Regions from separate parts of the Mus musculus genome. Here all the other regions are linked to region 1. The links are chromatin loops, found by intact Hi-C in ENCODE. Cell type or tissue: heart. All regions are shown on one strand.

What was found. Peaks named below come from ENCODE experiments on the same cell type or tissue, not always from the same donor. Only the 100,000 strongest peaks of a DNase experiment are listed, where the experiment ranks them.
Region 2: a loop joins it to region 1, with 2.3 times the contacts of the local background. A loop is called at or near these places in 4 of 42 quality-filtered maps.
Region 3: a loop joins it to region 1, with 5 times the contacts of the local background. A loop is called at or near these places in 4 of 42 quality-filtered maps.
Region 4: it touches region 1 in a loop (2.1-fold over the local background); 3 of 42 quality-filtered maps call a loop at or near these places.

The regions. Positions count from the first base shown.
Region 1 is chr10:25,487,618-25,490,117 of GRCm38, reverse strand. Epb41l2 (erythrocyte membrane protein band 4.1 like 2) reads right to left here. Exons shown (of 20, transcript NM_001199265.1): 12 at 1,025-1,167. Among named protein-coding and RNA genes, the nearest start is that of Smlr1, 47 kb to the left of the region's middle. In heart, a CTCF peak has its summit at 1,378 (motif pointing right); a DNase peak (open chromatin) is centred at 1,437.
Region 2 is chr10:25,384,180-25,386,679 of GRCm38, reverse strand. All of the region lies in intron 1 of Epb41l2 (erythrocyte membrane protein band 4.1 like 2), which reads right to left. Among named protein-coding and RNA genes, the nearest start is that of Epb41l2, 26 kb to the right of the region's middle. In heart, a CTCF peak has its summit at 1,444 (motif pointing left); no DNase peak of the experiment used is centred here; H3K27ac peaks cover 970 bases.
Region 3 is chr10:24,960,245-24,962,744 of GRCm38, reverse strand. No RefSeq gene overlaps it. Among named protein-coding and RNA genes, the nearest start is that of Gm36228, 1.6 kb to the right of the region's middle. In heart, a CTCF peak has its summit at 1,497 (motif pointing left); no DNase peak of the experiment used is centred here; H3K27me3 peaks cover 411 bases.
Region 4 is chr10:25,432,999-25,435,498 of GRCm38, reverse strand. The region is part of intron 1 of Epb41l2 (erythrocyte membrane protein band 4.1 like 2); the gene reads right to left. Among named protein-coding and RNA genes, the nearest start is that of Epb41l2, 74 kb to the right of the region's middle. In heart, no CTCF peak of the experiment used is centred here; DNase peaks (open chromatin) are centred at 948 and 2,368; H3K4me3 peaks cover 1,026 bases; H3K27ac peaks cover 2,225 bases.

The DNA.
Region 1 (2,500 bases):
ATCCCCTGCTGTTTGATACACTGTCCTGTGGCATGTGTCTGTGGTGGCCACAGAGGCTGTCAGTGCTTGCAAGAATTCCTACAGTATCAGCAGATGCTTCAGCAGTTAATAGTTCCTTTACACGTTCATTCTGCATGTCACTACAGTTTTCAAAGCCAGAGCTAAAAAGGCACAGTGTATCAAAAGGATGATCCAGGCTGTGTGTGTGTGTGTGTGTGTGTGTGAGGGGGAGAGGGAGAGGGAGAGGAAGTGTGTGTGTGGGAGAGAGAGAGAGAGAGAGAGAGAGAGAGAGAGAGAGAGAGAGAGAGAGAGAGACTCTGTGTGTATGTGTGTGTGTGTGAGAGAGAGGGGGGGGGAGTGTGTGTGTGTTTGTGTGTGTGATCTACTTCCAATGTTACATATAAAATAATGCTTTGTGCAAGCATGGAAATGATTTGTGAGGAGCTCAAAAGTTCTTTAGTCAAGTGACTGGTAACCACTTGAAATGACTTTAGTAACAAAATAACAAAACTGACAGACTAAGGAATGCCTCAGTTCATTAGCTATAGTGTAAGCACAAACAAGGCAGAGACAGCATATAATCCTGCACTTATTCACAGCTTTGTATTATTAGTGGATTCATTTTAAAAAATTAAATTAATGTAATAAAAGACAGGGATTACCTTTAAAATTGACTAGTAATAAAATACGCAATTTCAAACCACATGGCTTTTATCATTGTTAAGTCAACTGATAATAAACTAAGAAAACAGGAAATGCCAGTACATTGCTTTCTTATTTTTGTATAATCTACTCTGTTCTTGCATTAGTATAATTTACACGGAAACAAATATTTTACTCTGAAAAATAATAAAAACAAGGTTAGAAATCACAGTGCAAAGTAGCAGCCTCCATTTGAAACATAGAAGATTGTAAGCGTAGGTTACACAACAACAAGAAATTCTGACGTCTTAACTACTAAAGGCAGCAGAGAGTCTCTGATCTGAGCATCCTACACAGCAGCACAAGTGCTAATAGGCCATACCTTTCCCTCAGCGGGCAGGGGTGTAGCTTTTGTTGGGCTTTTGCTGTCCCTCCGGCCATCCTGGATGGTAGTATAGCTGATAACTCCAGGGCCAGGCACTGAGCCCTCTCCAGGAGGGCTTTGGTCCACAACACCAATCGGGGCTAATCAGAAGAGAAGTTGAAATACATTAGACCAGTGAATGTAAAGCTTTGAAGAACAGAACCCCTTAACCAAATGTAGCTAGACCATAGTGTTTGAACTTTGGATATATCAATATGTAATATAAACTTATTTTTAAACTAATACAAAACTCTACTAATAGTCTGAGTTTTTAAAAATCCATCCAGTAAATCAGATTTTTGAGCATGTGGCTCACCAGGTACTTGGCCAGTAGGAGGAGCTCTCGGCCCAACTGCAGAATTACAATGTCACCAATACTCTCTCTCATAGTCAGGCAGAACCAACTGTGTGCTGCTGTCCTTTCTCTCACAGTAAGGTAGAACCTACTGTGTGCTGCTGTTCTCTCTCTCAGTGAAGCAGAACCTACTGTGTGCTGCTGTCCTCTCTCTCAGTGAAGCAGAACCTACTGTGTGTTGCTGTCCTCTCTCTCTCAGTGAGACAGAACCTACTGTATGTTGCTGTCCTCTCTCTCTCAGTGAGACAGAACCTACTGTGTGCTGCTGTCCTCTCTCTCACATTGTAGCAGAACCTACTGTGTGCTGCTGTCCTCTCTCTCTCTCAGTGAGGCAGAACCTACTGTACTAGTGTTTTTGTCATAGTGTTGGATCACCTCAAGAGTCAGCAAGCCAAGTGACAAGTCTCTCTACCAGAGACTCCTCCTGAACAATGAAATACCCCTCAGGTCTTTTCCTCCTTATAAAAAGTGCTTTACTTTTTACACCCCGTGGTCTGCTTTTTTCCATGCACCAAGAAAAATTCCAATAAACAAAAAACCCAGAGGGCCGGAAACTGTTAAAGGATGGTGTGTGTAAGCCATCAGTTCAACAAGGGGTCTACCCTTTCAATCTTTGTTCTACACAGTACCAAACACTCCACACCCCTCGCCTGTCCCGCCACGACCTGCCCCTTTCCTAGCCCTGCTTTTGCATCAAATGATACTTCTTCTTAGACCCATTTGCTTTAGTCAGGAACCTCAAATTCTAGAACATCACCCTTTAATACTAGCAAGTCAAACAGGGCCCTTGAATGTATTTTCAAAATCCACACAAATTGTTACAACATTAAAATGAGTTCACATCTTACATTATACCTATTTATTTCCTAAAGCTGGTTTTTGCTTGTTTTTGCTAAGGTTTTACTAATTTTCCAGTGTAGAAGCATATAATTATGCATACCTCTTTGACTTATTATACAATTTTAAGCACTTGCTGCCATCACAAATTATGACAAAATGAAAAATCTGACCAAAAGATAGTTTCAACTATACTAATACTGAAATATGAGTCAATATAAAATTAAAAATTACAAAGCCAA
Region 2 (2,500 bases), 100 kb after region 1:
AGCAGAAAAGAAATGGAGTGAGGAAGAGGCCAGCACATCCCAGTGACCTACTGCTTCAGACAGGCCCCATCATCTCCTAAAGTCTCCACTGCTTCTCAGAACTGTGCCTCCAGCTGAGGCTCCAAGCATTCAACTCATAAACCTGTCGGCGACATTTCCATTCAAACCATAACATAATCTGAACTTCATTAAGACTTGTGTTTCATTTACTAGTTTTTATTCATTCCATAAATACGCAGAGAGTGCTCTAACACATGCCAATCACTAGGAGCAGGCTAAAGCATGGCTGCTGCTCTGAGAAAAGACAGTAGCTGGAAAAGCCTGCACAGTCGGCTGTTAAAATGGAACCTGGTAGATGCTGTGCACATCCAAGAGTGACAAAGAGATGGCAGCTAAGCCGACTGGTGGGAATCAGAAACTATTCGTTTTAAAAGGACCAAGAATTAGGGAAGAATTAGGGAAGAATTGGCTCTGAAGTATATAAGTCACTCAAGAGATAGATCGAACTCAGAAAAGTCTCAGCTACTAATCTTTCTGTTGAAACGGGTCTCACAGAATAGTTCAAGCTGGCCTCAGACTTGCAGAACTCCTCAGGCCTCAGCATCTGGAGGGCTAAGATTACGAGCTTCCAGCCTTAATAACAGTGACTGCCCTCTTACACAATGGCTTTGTCTTATGCTGTAAAAACTCTAAGGATCAGGAAACTCGCTAGTAAAATGTCTGCATTCCAAGCTGACGGAGCTGAATGGAGTCCAGCCCCCAGAAGCTACATTTTAGAGGGAAAAGGCAGTCACGGGGTTCTCTCGTAACCTCTGCACTGGGGAGGTAAACCCTGCATTGCTAAAGTTTCCTGGTCAGCCAGCACAACTTGCAGGACAGTGAGAGAGCCTATCTCATTAAAAAAAGAATAGATAATACTTGAGGAACACCACCCAAGCCCTCCAGGGACATGTGCAGGTACATGCATCACATACTCAAACATACACACACAGAATTTCAGGATTTAAGGAGGAAAATGTCTTCAATAACCTTCAACAAGCATTTCCAAAGAATAACAGTTAAATCAGGAATAAATCAGATAGTCTATTTATGTGTATAGCTGTTTTGCTATTTTTTATAGAACAAATACTTTTGGAGGGTTATAAGTCATTAACTGCATAGTATTCTTTATACAAAAATAAAATAACAAAGCAATGAAATAAACAGAATATCTTCAACACATATGCTAGGCCGCAGTTACAGTTGCATGCAGACACTCTCTTGTATGTTTTCGTTTAAGTCTTAATTTACCCGACCCTAATTGCTTTTTAAGAAATTTTATCACAGGGCTGGAGAGATGGTTCAGTGGTTAAGAGAACTCGCTGCCCATCCAGAGGTCCCGAGTTCAATTCCTGGCAACCATATGGTGGCTCACAACCATCTATAGTGAAATCTTGGGCCCTCTTCTGGCATGCAGGTGTACATGCAGATACTCGTACATTAAATAAAAACTCCTTTAAAAAAGGAAAAAAAGAAATTTTATCGTAAGTACTAACTGTAAGATGGCTTAAAATCATTGTATGGTAATATACAAAGTAACTGCCATTCAACCTTCAGACACTTGTGTTTTCCTGTAAGGAAGAGCCTGTCCTTACAAAGGACAACCCTGCACAACTTAAACTGAACTCATTCACAATTCAGTAGTATTATGAATGTGAAAGAAATAACCAAGTATTCATATTATCCTGTTGCTGCCACATCTGGACTAGCCACAGAAAAGCTTTATCTGCTAGAAATGACAGTATTCAGTTTCTGCAGTTTATGCAATTTTAGATATTTTTTAAAGTGCTGGGTCTCTACAAAATAAGTTTCTTATAGTTACAAAAATGTTATAGTTTACAAACCTGACATAGCTTAAACATATAAAGAAGAGTATTTCTAACTAAAGTATAGTATGGCTTCTTTTTATTTACTTTAAAACTTAACTCCCTGTAGAATAAGCACAGAATTCCGTTATACTAGTTTCTATTCTTGGAAAAGAAATGGCTTTTCAAAGCACAGCATTTGGTTTGTATTAGCATGGCATGCAGCTGTATTATTTGCACTGCTGCCCACCATGCAGTACGCGCTCAAAGGACTCCGACGATGGAGGTTCCTATGTAATGCGCACCGAGAGAGTCATGATGGCGACCGGTGGGTGAGGACATGGATAAACCAAGCCACATTTACTCAGAGAAGAAAGCCTACAAAGCTAGAAAGAACTTTTGCCTACACAATGAACAAAACGTACCTTAAACTCCACTGCAGGAAAAGAAAGGAAGTCATAAGCCAATGTGTGCTTTAAAAGGTCAGACACTGTCTACCCAGAGGTGTAGAAACATGATGTGCTCATGAAGACTCTATTCAATTACTGAGCAGTCCTGTACAAACTCATACATTTCAACTCCAAATATGACCTGTTTACGCCAACCAGAGGAAACAGAGCTGCCCGCAGAGACTCTCAGCAGTTAATTAATAATTA
Region 3 (2,500 bases), 530 kb after region 1:
ACATATACAAACATACACCACATCACACATACAACATACCCACACACATACCACACCATACAGACACACCACCATACAAACACATAGCCCACATCATGCACACACATACACACCACACCACACACACCACACTATACACACACATACACCACAACACACATACAACATACCCACACACATACCACACCATATACACACACACCACATCATGTACACACATACACATCACACTATACAAAGATACACACACACCACATCATGTGTACACATATACACCACACCATACAAACACACACACACACACCACTATACACACATTTAGAATTTAAAAAATAAAAAATAAATTCATCATCCAGTGGACGACTTGACTACAGTAGTGGATTTATCACTGTGGCCCAGTTTCCTCTTGGGCTTTATTTACAGCTTAAGAATTTCTTTCTCTACATAAACACAAATCTTTGTATTGTAAATGCTTAAACTAGGCAAATTTGGAATGATACATGGATGTTTCCATACATTTGTTCATATTCCTAAAACTTTTGCTGGTTTCTTCTTCCTCAAAGCACCTATAAATATCTCTGCAGGAAGAAGTGTTAAGAGCAAGCCTTCCAAGATGCTGTGTGCACTCCGCATAATTCTCGTCCAGATTTAAACTGATTCACCATGGAGATGAATAACCTTTTTAAGGGCATGCTGCACCACTGGTAAAGTTTACTTAATTTATTTTGACAGCTGCCTCTAATTGCTTAATAGCACACATTATATGGATAGTAAAAGGCTTAATAACTTAAGATCTCATTGCTATTTCAGATGGAGTGATAGGCATGTATTTGCCAGGCATGTGTGTGTTTATGTGCATGTAGTGTGTAGTGTAGTATGTGTGTGTGATGACCTCTGGCCTCCACTTGCATGTATACACACAAGCACATGCATATATGCAAACATGCACAAACCCATACAAAATAAACTCTAAATAAACTATAATTCTCTCTCTCTCTCTCTCTCTCTCTCTCTCTCTCTCTCTCTCTCTCTCTCTCTCTCTCTCTCTCTCTCTCTCTCACACACACACACACACACACACACACACACACACACAATTGTTCTAGGACTCGCTAGAGAATCCTCACCAAGCCCAGGCACATCTGTGAAGATGAAGGCCACATTGGTGTGATTGGTGTTTCTATACATTAAGGAGCCAGAAAGTCACTGGCCCACCCTCAGAGGCTGGAGAAGTGTTGGAGTCCCACAACCTGTGAGGGAAACGCCTTTGCTTCTAAATCACTTGTGTGTTGGGGATTTATTCAAAGACACTGCAGTTCTCAGATGTGAACATACTGAGTTATATGAGGAATGTCTTCAGCAAGTAAATATTTCCAATTCTCAGCTGTGAAACAAACAATGACTCAAAGGTAGTGTAGGCTAATGTTAATTTGTGTGCATGGGTCTTTTTGTGGGGCTGTCTTATTATTATATGTTAATCTAGCGCCCTCTTGTGCAGTACATTTTAATAACAAAGTTTGAAGATGTATATACTGTGTTTCCATATCCAGGTACTAGAGGGACATAATCATTAGATAATATTACTTTATCTTCTTTTTTATTATCAACATTGTTCAAACAAAAAGACAAAAGACTGAAGATCACCTGCTGTGAGTTGAGGTGAGAGCAAAGGCCACTTTTCAGAATCAAGACAATTCTCTCTTCAAAAGAAAATATTTCATTCTTGATAAGATGATACAATGACAACAGTCCCCCTTCCCTTTCTTCCCACCAACACCTCCCATATGCCCCACCTCACCACTGCATCAGGCAGAGACCATCACAGAAAACCACTACCAATCAAAGGGCAAAGTTGTGGAGCCCAGTCCTAAGGGATAGATCAAGACATTTCTTAAGGAAATCTAACTCACTCTCAAGAGAAATAGGGAAAGTATTTTTGTAGTGCAATATAATGAATGAGTTTTGGCGGATTCTTGGAATTTTAGGGCAAAAGAAAAATGTGTTGCTCCAGTGAGAGGCAAGAAATGGTTGCACTCCTGGCTCCCTGTGTGCATGGAGGCCAGCTACATTGTGCTTGTGCGAGCATGGCCAGCACCAGCTACATTGTATTGTTAGCTCTTCTTGGGAGTAGAGCACCCAACCTGTGTTTCAATTTCAGGAAATGTGATAAGCTAGCAGGAGTGAGCCCCATATGCAACACCATCCTCTGGGTAGTGACTTCCAGAGGTCACAGCTTCAGGCTTTTCTCTCCATCACTGACACGGCTTGAGTACATTGAAGTCCTGCTGTGCTCCCAGGAACTCGAGAGTGCAATCCTCCATTTTGTTTTGTTTTGAGACGAGGTCTTACTATCTAACTAATCCAAGATACCTTAAACTCTTTTCATCCTGCCTTAGCATCCTAGAATCGCAGGCCACCGCAGCCTGCAGAATGTGGCCTTAACTGGAGACAGGGTCTTTATGGGTGTAGTTAAGTTAAAATGAGGTAATTTGGATGGGCT
Region 4 (2,500 bases), 55 kb after region 1:
ATCTACTTGTATACTAGAGACAAAGAATAAATGTTCTGTGCACACATGTAGCTACTCGTATATTAGGAACAAACAATAAATGGTCATGTGCACACGGGTAGCTACTTGTGTACTAGGGGCCGAACGGGAGACTCTCCAAGAGAAACAGAATGTGAGAAGTGAGAGAGAGTGAGATGCAGTACAGGAGAAAGGAGTTCTCACGGAGCCCAAGTTCCATGAGATGAAGGACTTTCGCACTGCATGAGAATAGATTCCCACTCTGAGAGAGCAGCAGAGCCATCTTGCCGTGCCACACAGCTCCAACACAGAAACAGCATGGACACAGACAACTGCCAGGCTACTCCAACTCGGAAGCATGAAACTCATTTCCTAGCGCACGGAGTTTAATCCCTCTAATGCTCAAAGTAACTGATTTTTTCAAATCTATCTGAAATATTCTACAGATCAACCTCATCCCACACAGACTGCTTAAAAACCTATGTGCTTAAAACTTCCTTTACAGAAGTCTTTTCATGGGCCTTCAAGATGCCAGCAAGCCTGCACTACGCATTTGACCCTTGGACTCATGCGGTGAAAGAAATGTCTCTAAGCTCCCACCCACCCCTTGGCACGCTGCACACACCTTCTATGCACTTAGGTAAATGCACTTAGGTAAATGCACTTGCTTGTTCCTTTCCCCTCCCAACCTCAGGACAGAGCAGAAACATGTCCAACAGAACACTACCGTGCAGGGATGCAAACAGCCGCGGCTACTCTGTGCTGAGGGAAGGAAAACACTGCACGCACCACTTGTCTCAAAGTAGAGAGCTGTTTTGAAAGGGAAGAGAAGACAGACAGGGAAGGCCAGACAATCACATATAAATGCTCCTGGTCGCTTTCAGCGGCTTCCTCTTCAGGAAAGCAGCAGCCAGCCGGTCTCATAAGCACAGAGATGTCACACTTCCTGTCCACACCTCCTCGCCGGCCACATCTGCTACCATGTGCCCATAAAGAGGGACATTTTTGTGAGATGAGTAAAACTCCATGTCCCCAGTGCAATGTCATACATCCGGTGGCTTCCCAATAATACTTTTATGTTGTTCCTAGCATCTAGGGAACATTTATTAGATGCTCATCAAGTAATACTTTATGGAAAAGAAAAATATACTAACGGGTTTTCAGAGCAGGATCAAACCCATCATCTCTCATGATTTTTTTAAAAAAGATTTATTTATTTATTAATGTAAGTACACTGTAGCTGTCTTCAGACACACCAGAAGAGGGAGTCAGATCTCATTATGGATGGTTGTGAGCCACCATGTGGTTGCTGGGATTTGAACCCAGGACCTTCAGAAGAGCAGTCAGTGCTCTAACCACTGAGCTATCTCTCCAGCCCCCATCTCTCATGATTTTAACGGATACCATAAAATGTACTTTTTATGAGCTCACTGCAGCTACCCTCTTCATAGTATGCTCATCCAACTGGAACACTTGGTATCCACTTCTCGGTATCAAGTGGTAATCAATAACCAGTTACCTATTTCTGTGTAAATAAACTTACTCCTATGGCAACAAAATAACAACTCTGTTTCTAGAGGCTCTTCCCAAATAAGCTACAGACAAATCCACCAAGGTTAACTGCATGGGATAAACACACAGGCTGCAGACGCTGCATTTTAATAGGTCATAAGACAAAAGCTTGTCAAAGTCAATCAATGCCCCAGACTATGACAAGTCCACCAAGCTGGGGCCTGCTTTCAAATCCTCTTCTGTGTAAGCCCAGGAATGCTGCAATGTAAACACACCGGCTGGGGGAGGGGGACTCCCTCATTACAGCAGGGCAATCCCTGTGGTGTTAACAGAACCACAGAGATCACCAGTCAGTCACCGCATACCACTTTCTATTGTTAGGGAGTAGCAATAGAACCAGTTGGAGTTTCTCTTCATTTTTAAAGAGTCCTAGATGAGTAAATTATATAAAGATAAAACAAAACTTACTTAATCCCATATAAATGTCAGAATCTAAGCAAATGAGTGAATTTCCTCAGTAAGGCAAAATTAGGTATTTAGAAACAAAAGACAGAGAACAACATTATGAAAACAGCATACAGTTCTTGACGACAGAAACTGTAGATGCTGAAGCTGTGGGAATTCCCATCTCTAAGAGCTAAAGAACAATTCCCTTTCGTCAGATCCTATAGGGAAATTCTATAAATTAGTACTACACTGAGATTTTCACCCTTAATGTGGGGGGAAAAACCCAACAACTATGCAGCAGGCCACGGCCTTCACAGTGCATTAAAAAAGACTTGAACCTCATGCGGTTCCTCAGGCAGGAGGTGTGAGCCAAGGGTAAGGCAGGAGGACAGGGGGATGACATAAACCAGCCTCACCGTGACTCACCGCTGCATCTGAAACAGCTACTTGTGTTAGATAACCCACACAACTCAGCATTTGCCTAGAAAAATGCAAATAACTAAACAAAACTTGGGCCACTAAAATACACATATGCATGCATGCA